Regions from separate parts of the Homo sapiens genome. Here region 2 is linked to region 1. A link is a loop called in an ENCODE intact Hi-C map of the cell type or tissue named here. Cell type or tissue: lower leg skin. All regions are shown on one strand. Links, peaks and the distances in the headings refer to the core of each region. The heading gives the core; the rest is flanking DNA.

Region 1 (4,917 bases), core at 486-2,985:
GAAGTTACCATCCACCATGGGTTGGCAGCTAGGGCTCTCGGACTTCACTACACTCTCCAGGACAAAACCCCACGAGAACAAATGTGTTCCCCTGGTAGCTGATCTACCACAGGACAGTAGGCAGAGACAAAAGCAAGCACTGAAATGTCCTCGGTTTACCCCTTTCCTGAAGGCCCTGTCCAACTCTTACCAATGGAAAGGACACTGGGACACTGGCTCCAGGCTGTACTTCCTCAAGTTTCTGTGCTCCTGACACTTTCTGGAAATAGAAAGGGTCTTTACCTTCACGTGGGTGACTCAGAACTGGAGAAGCCCCTCCATCTTGACCTGAAATCAAAGCCCAAGACACCAAAGCCAGAAGAGCAGATTCTAACTGACAGCTTGGGGTGCCCTGGAACACTAACAGCTTGGGGTGAAGGCACCTTAGCCCAACAACGTGGCAGCAAAACAACAAAACAACCAGAACCACACCAATGATTTCCAGTATTTCTCTGAGGACTCGGCCCACGTTGTGGGCCATGCTGTCTTCCATTCCACATGGAGAAACATTTCCCCCCATTTTACCAAAGAGGAAACTGAGGCACAGAGGAATCATGAGAGGGGGCCAATCAAGTCACCCAATGTAAGGGAAAAAGACCCAACTTTCCAGACCTTCCACGCCTATGCCCTGTTCTTGAATGTATACGGGACTTGACTCAGACCACTAAAATGACAGTGTCCTGGAAATGAGGATGAGCAAGGGGAAGACTCTGGCAAAACCCCCCAGAATGTTTAGGAAGCACAGCTCTTTGAAAGGGAATCACTGTTGGGGCAGTGTGGCAACTCCCACTCCAGGCCAGTCCCTCACTTTCACTCTTTGCCACTTCAATAAAGTTTCTCTTTCATGTGAGTTCTCTGATGTGTGATAAAGTTAGAGCTGTTGCTGAAGCCTTTGCCACACTCGGGGCATTTGTAGGGCTTCTCCCCAGTGTGGATTCGCTGATGTATAATGAGGACTGAGTTCCAGCTAAAGCCTTTCCCACACTCAGGGCACCTGTAGGGCTTGTCTCCCAAATGGGCTCTCTGGTGCATGACCAGAATGGAGCCCCGGCTGAAGCTCTTGCCGCACATGAGGCATTTGTAGGGCTTCTCGCCCGTGTGGGTCCGCTGGTGCACTACGAGCTGGGAGCGCTGGCTGAAGCATTTCCCACACTCGCTGCATTTGTAGGGTTTCTCTCCCGTGTGGATCCTCTGGTGCTTGAGGAGGTTGGAGCTCCAGCTGAAGCTCTCCCCACATGTCAGGCACTCGTAGGGTTTCTCCCCTGTGTGCATGCCCTGGTGTGCAATCAGACTGGAGCTCTGGCTGAAGCTCTTCCCACACACCCCACACTTATAGGGCTTCTCCACCATGTGGGTTCTCCGGTGTGTGGCCAGGTTAGAGCTGCGGCTGAAGCTTTTCCCACACTCGCTGCACTGGTAGGGTTTCTCTCCTGTGTGGGTTCTCCGGTGGGTGATGAGGGCTGAACTCTGGCTGAACCTCTGCCCACAGTCGGTACATTTGTAGGGTTTCTCTCCTGTGTGGATTCTCTGGTGTCTGATTAGATTGGAGTTGTAACTAAAGCTTTCGCCGCATTCTTTACATTCGTAGGGCTTTTCTCCAGTGTGGATCCCCTGATGCGTGTTAAGGCTGGATCGGTTGCCAAAGCTCTTTCCACACTCGGGGCACGAGTAGGGTTTCTCTCCTGTGTGGGTGCGCTGATGTGCAATGAGGTTGGGACTCCTGCTGAAGCTCTTGCCACACTCGGCACACTGGAAGGGCTTTTCCCCCGTGTGGATCCTCTGGTGGGTTATGAGGTTGGCACTCCGGCTAAAGCTCTTCCCACAGTCTCTGCATTTGTAGGGCTTCTCCCCGGTGTGAGTGGTTTGGTGTCTACTAAAATTTGAACCATCACTAAAGCTTTTTCCACATTCATCACATTTGTAGTATTTCTCTCCTGTGTGGGTCCTCTCGTGTGTGATGAGGTGGGATTTCCGGCTGAAGGTCTTCCCACACTGGGGACATTCGTAGGGCTTCTCCCCTAGGTAGGTGCCCTGCAGGCCTATGAGCTGGCCAACTTCCCTGTCCTGAGAAACCACCTCCCCGTGGTCCTCACCTGGGCTGTGTCCCTGGAGCCTCTGGATGCCAGCATCTCTCTCAAAGTCACTTTCCCCATCGGAGTGCTGAGCACTTTCACCTTCAGGCATTTCCGAGAATATCTTACGTGATTCATTCTCAAACATGTCTTGATTACAGTTCTCCCCATTTTCACTCTGTATCTCAAAATCTGAAACAATGAAGAAAAACATACAATGTCTACTCAACTCCCTGTCATGATGACAAAAGAAAACGAAGGGGGAAATTTATAAAAATTAAACTTCCAGTGAACACAAAGAGGCTAGAAAATCCTCAAAGCCTTTAATAATCAGGTTTAATATACCCAAAGGAATATAAATCATTCTATTATAAAGATACATGCACACACATGTTCAATGCTGCACTATTCACAATAGCAAAGACATAGAATCAACCCAAATGCCCATCAATGATAGATTGGATGAAGAAAATGTAGTACATATACACCATGGTATACTATGCAGCCAAAAAAAAGAATGAGATCATATCTTTTGCAGGGACATGAATGGAATTGGAAGCCATTATCCTCAGCAAACTAACATAGGAACAGAAAACCAAACACTGCATCTTTTCTCTTATAAGCAGGAGCTGAATGAAGAGAACACATGAGCACATGGAGGGAAATAACACACCCTGGGGCCTGTGGGGGAGGGGGAGGGAGAGCATCAGGAAGAATAGCTAATGGATGCTGGGCTTAATACCTAGGTGGTGGGATGACCTGTGCAGTAAACCACCATGGCACGCATTTACCTTTGTAGCAAACCTGCACATCCTGCACATGTACCCCTGAACCTAAAAGCTGATGGAAAAAAAAAAAAAAAAAAACCAACCCAGGCTTATTTCATTCTGACTGGTTGTCAGGCCTCATAATCTTTGTGGCAATCACCCAGAATTTCAAAGCCTTAAAGATTTGGGTTCCATGTCCCCACTACCTGTGTCTTCATCTGAAAATGAGGTCAGGTGGGAATTTTAAAGGACATAAACAGGGTACCTACCCAATTACCCCCACACTCACCATAATGCCTGGTGCTTGATTCAATGTAATGAGTGCATGAATGAGTTTTTTTATTGGTACCATAGACATTTCCCTAAAGCTCAGTCTCCTTTCAAAAGGAGCTTATATAATAATTTCTTGTATTGACATGTATCTGGTGTTTATGACCGCATTACTTTGTATTTAGACACAGGAAAGATGACAGAGCCCGTGCAATAAGGACCCTAGGTGTGTATACCAATGACTAGAAGCAAGTTAACTGGATTGTTAAAAGAGCCCTCAAATTTGTCTGCAGTGGGAGCTTATGAATAGATTTTTTTTTTTTTTTTGAGACGGAGTCTCGCTGTGTGGCCCAGGCTGGAGTGCAATGGCGCGATCTCGGCTCACTGCAAGCTCCGCCTCCCCAGTTCACGCCATTCTCTTGCCTCAGCCTCCCGAGTAGCTGGGACTACAGGCGCCCACCACCACACCCGGCTAATTTTTTGTATTTTTAGAGAGACGGGGTTTCACCATGTTAGCCAGGATGGTCTCGATCTCCTGACCTTGTGATCCGCCCGCCTCGGCCTCCCAAAGTGCTGGGATTACAGGCGTGAGCCACCGCGCCCAGCCATGAATAGATCTTTAATTGGTAATATGTCTTCCAGGAACTTGTTAAACCTTCCAGTGCCCAAATATTTGAGTAAAAGAAATCATTAGGGAGGACTGCTAGAAGAACATAGCCCCTTCCTTAGATGAGGGACTGTAAAATCTACCCGAGGATGAGGCCAAAGCAGCAGAGAGCTGAGCCTGGATCACACTGTTCTGACCCCCGGCAGAACTGTGTTTACTGAATAGTGTGTTGGCTTCATAGCCCTGGCTGACACTCTAAGAAGTGTCATTAGAAATTAATGACTGACACCGGGCATGGTGGCTCACGCCTGTAATCCTAGCACTTTGGGAGGCCAAGGTGGGTAGATTATCTGAGATCAGGAGTTTGAGACCAGCCTGACCAACATGGTGAAACCCCGTCTCTAATAAAAATACAAAAAAATTAGCTGGGCATGGTGGTAGGCACCTGTAATCCCAGCTACTTGGGAGGCTGAGGCAGGAGAATCACTAGAACCCAGGAGGTGGACGCTTTGGTGAGCCAAGATCACGCCACTGCACTCCGGCCTGGGCAACAGAGCCAAGACTCTGTCTCGAAAAAAAAAAAAAAAATTAATGGCTGTTGGGAACATTAATGCTGCCAGGAAGTTGTTGATGACATTGTTTATACCACACAATGTCCTCTTGATGAGCCTGAGGAGGAAATTTCCCTCTTGACCTCAATCCTAAAAAAAGCTGCACTTTTTTCTATTTTTTAAGACAGAGTCTCACTTGGTCACCCAGCCTGGACTGCAGTGGCGAGATCTAGGCTCACTGCAACCTCAGCCTCCCGAGTTCAAGAGATTCTCCTGCCTCAGCCTCCAGAGTAGCTGGGACTACAGGCGCACACCACCACGCCCAGCTAATTTTTGTATTTTTAGTAGAGATGGGGTTTCACTATGTTGGCCAGGCTGGTCTCAAACTCCTGACCTCAGGTGATCCGCCCGCCTGGGCCTCTTATAGTGCTGGGATTACAGGTGTGAGCTATCGCGCTCGAACTCCTAGTGACATTTCTATTATTAAAGCTAAAAAACTTTATTTAAGGTTAGATGCTCAATTAATTTTCTGTAAGTTAATATAAACTCTTACATATGAACATGATAAAATTGGACATGCCCCTCTCAGGCAGGACCTGGGCTCCACTCTT
Region 2 (2,500 bases), core at 1-2,500, 64 kb before region 1:
GCGCTATCTCGGCTCACTGCAACCTCCACCTCCCAGGCTCAAGTGATTCTCATGCCTCAGCCTTCTGAGTAGCTGGGATTACAGGCATGTGCCACCATGCCCAGCTAATTTTTGTATTTTTAGTAGAGACAGGGTTTCACCTTGTTGGCTAGGCTAGTCTCGAACCCCTGGCCTCAAGTGATCCGCCTGCCTTGGCCTCCCAAAGTGCTGGGATTACAGGCATGAGCCATTGCACCTGGTGGATTTCAGTTCTTGAAAGAAGAGGAAACTGTCAACCATTGCTTTTTGAAATTCCTATAAACATTCTAGTTTAGAAGAGTTCTTTCTTCATTGGTGAAATAAAGATATGACTGCTTATTTTTTTTTAATAAAATCAGATATCAGTATGTATGTGGAAATACTATAATTTAAAGTGACATTATATTATTGACTGGGAAGGAATAACTTAAATTTTTAGAAATTGTTTGGGGCCGGGAGCAGTGGCTCATGCCTGTAATCTCAGCACTTTGGGAGGCTGAGGCGGGCAGATCACCTGAGCTCAGGAGTTCAAGACCAGCCTTGCCAACATGGCAAAACCCATCTCTACTAGAAGTATAAAAATTAGCCAGGCGTGGTGGTGGGCACCTGTAACTCCAGCTACTCAGGAGGCTAAGGCAGGAGAATCACTTGAACCTGGGAGGCTAAGGTTGCAGTGAGCTGAGATCACGCCACTGCATTCCAGCCTGAATGACAGAGTGAGACTCCATCTCAAAAAAAAAAAAAAAAAAAAAAAGAAATTTATTTTGGAATTACAGAGGTTTATTCAGCATGGATAGTGTTTTCCAGATTCTGAAAGTGGATTTGTGTTGTTCATTCTCAGCAATGCCTGTTGTGAACAAAGCTGAACCAACTTTCCCCTAAATATATCAGAGAGAATCAAATTAAGCTCAGGCCTTGTTTAAGCTGGAGGAAAATTTCTCCATTTTAATTTGTGATCCTTTGAAATTGAGTGAGTTTGGCTGGGTGTGGTGACTCATGCCTGTAATCCCAGCCCTTTGGGAGGCTGAGGCGGGTGGAGTGCTTGAGCGCAGGAGCTCTAGACCAGCCTGGGCGTCTAGACCAGATGGTGAAACCCTGTCTCTACAAATAAAAAAAAAAAAAAAAAATGAGTCAGGCACGGTGGTGTGCACTTGTAGTCCCAGCTGCTCAAGAGGCTGAGGTAGGAGGATCACTTGAGCCCAGGAGGTTGAGGCTGCAGTGAGCCGAGATCATGCCACTTTATTCTATCCTGGGCAACAGAGTGAGACTGTATCTCAAAAAAAGAAAAAAGAAAAGAAAAAGAAATTGAATGAGTCATAGACTTAAGTTTAAAACTGCTTCTGGGCAGATTCATAGACAGAGAATATATTAATTGGAAAATCCTTAAATTTTTAAAATAATTTTGTACAGAATTCTGATGATTTTAAATATGGTACTTGTAATCTGGGGTTTTTGGTGATTTATTTCAGACTCTTGAGATACCTTCAACTTGCAGGCCTGTGTAGATAACAGACCCTGTTAATATTCAGAAATTTTCAATTTTCTTTTTTTCTTTTGGGGAGACTGAAATATCTGGTCAGGATTACCATTTGGGTTTTTTTTGTTTTTTGTTTTTTCTTTTGAGACGGAGTCTCGCTCTTTCGCCCAGGCTGGAGTTCATGGTGCGAGTTTGGCTCACTGCAACCTCTGCCTTCTGGGTTCAAGCAATTCTCCTGCCTCAGCCTCCCAAGTAGCTGGGACTACAGGCGCCTGCCACCACGCCCAGCTAATTTTTGTATTTTTAGTAGAGGCAGGGTTTCACCATGTTGGCCAGACTGGTCTTGAACTCCGGACCTCAAATGATTCACCCACCTCTGCCTCCCAAAGTGCAGAGATTACAGGCATGACCCACTGCACCCAGCCCCATTTGGTTTAATAGTATTAACATTGTTCTTAAATATGGGGACAAATAATATTCAAAATGTATGTATTTAGTAGGTTCATCCTATAGGAGGTATATTAGTCTGTTCTCATGCTGCTAATAAAGACATACCTGAGACTGGGTAATTTATAAAGGAAAGAGGTTTAATGGACTCACAGTTCCACATGGCTGGGGAGGCCTCACAATCAGAAGGCAAAGAAGAAGCAAATCCATGTTGTACATGTCGGCAGGCAAGAGGTCATGTGCAGGGGATCTCCCATTTATAAAACCATTGGATCTCATGAGACTTATTCACTATCATGAGAACAGCTTGGGAAAGACCTGCCCCCATGACTCAATTACCTCCCACTGGGTACCTCCCATGACCTGTGGTAATTATGGGAACTACAGTTCAAGATGAGATTTGGGTAGGGACCACAGCCAAACCATATCAGGAGATATTATAATTGGATGATACTGAACACTGGCATGTGATTAAGTATTTGGAAAGAGAAATTTTACCATTGGGTGACTTAATCCTTAGCTTTGCTTTTCCCATGCAGATGGATACATTATTCTGTA

Evidence for each region. A loop is a pair of places that touch in the nucleus more often than their neighbours do. Peaks named below come from ENCODE experiments on the same cell type or tissue, not always from the same donor. Only the 100,000 strongest peaks of a DNase experiment are listed, where the experiment ranks them.
Region 2: it touches region 1 in a loop (13-fold over the local background); 1 of 110 quality-filtered maps calls a loop at or near these places.

What each region holds. Positions count from the first base shown.
Region 1 is chr15:84,617,988-84,622,904 of GRCh38, reverse strand. It overlaps ZSCAN2 (zinc finger and SCAN domain containing 2), which reads right to left. Exons shown (of 3, transcript NM_181877.4): 3 at 1-2,303. The coding sequence ends at 865. Among named protein-coding and RNA genes, the nearest start is that of ZSCAN2, 19 kb to the right of the region's middle. In lower leg skin, for the core only: no CTCF peak of the experiment used is centred there; no DNase peak of the experiment used is centred there.
Region 2 is chr15:84,684,070-84,686,569 of GRCh38, reverse strand. All of the region lies in intron 3 of SEC11A (SEC11 homolog A, signal peptidase complex subunit), which reads left to right. Among named protein-coding and RNA genes, the nearest start is that of NMB, 27 kb to the right of the region's middle. RefSeq lists an enhancer at 1-82. In lower leg skin, for the core only: no CTCF peak of the experiment used is centred there; a DNase peak (open chromatin) is centred at 1,055.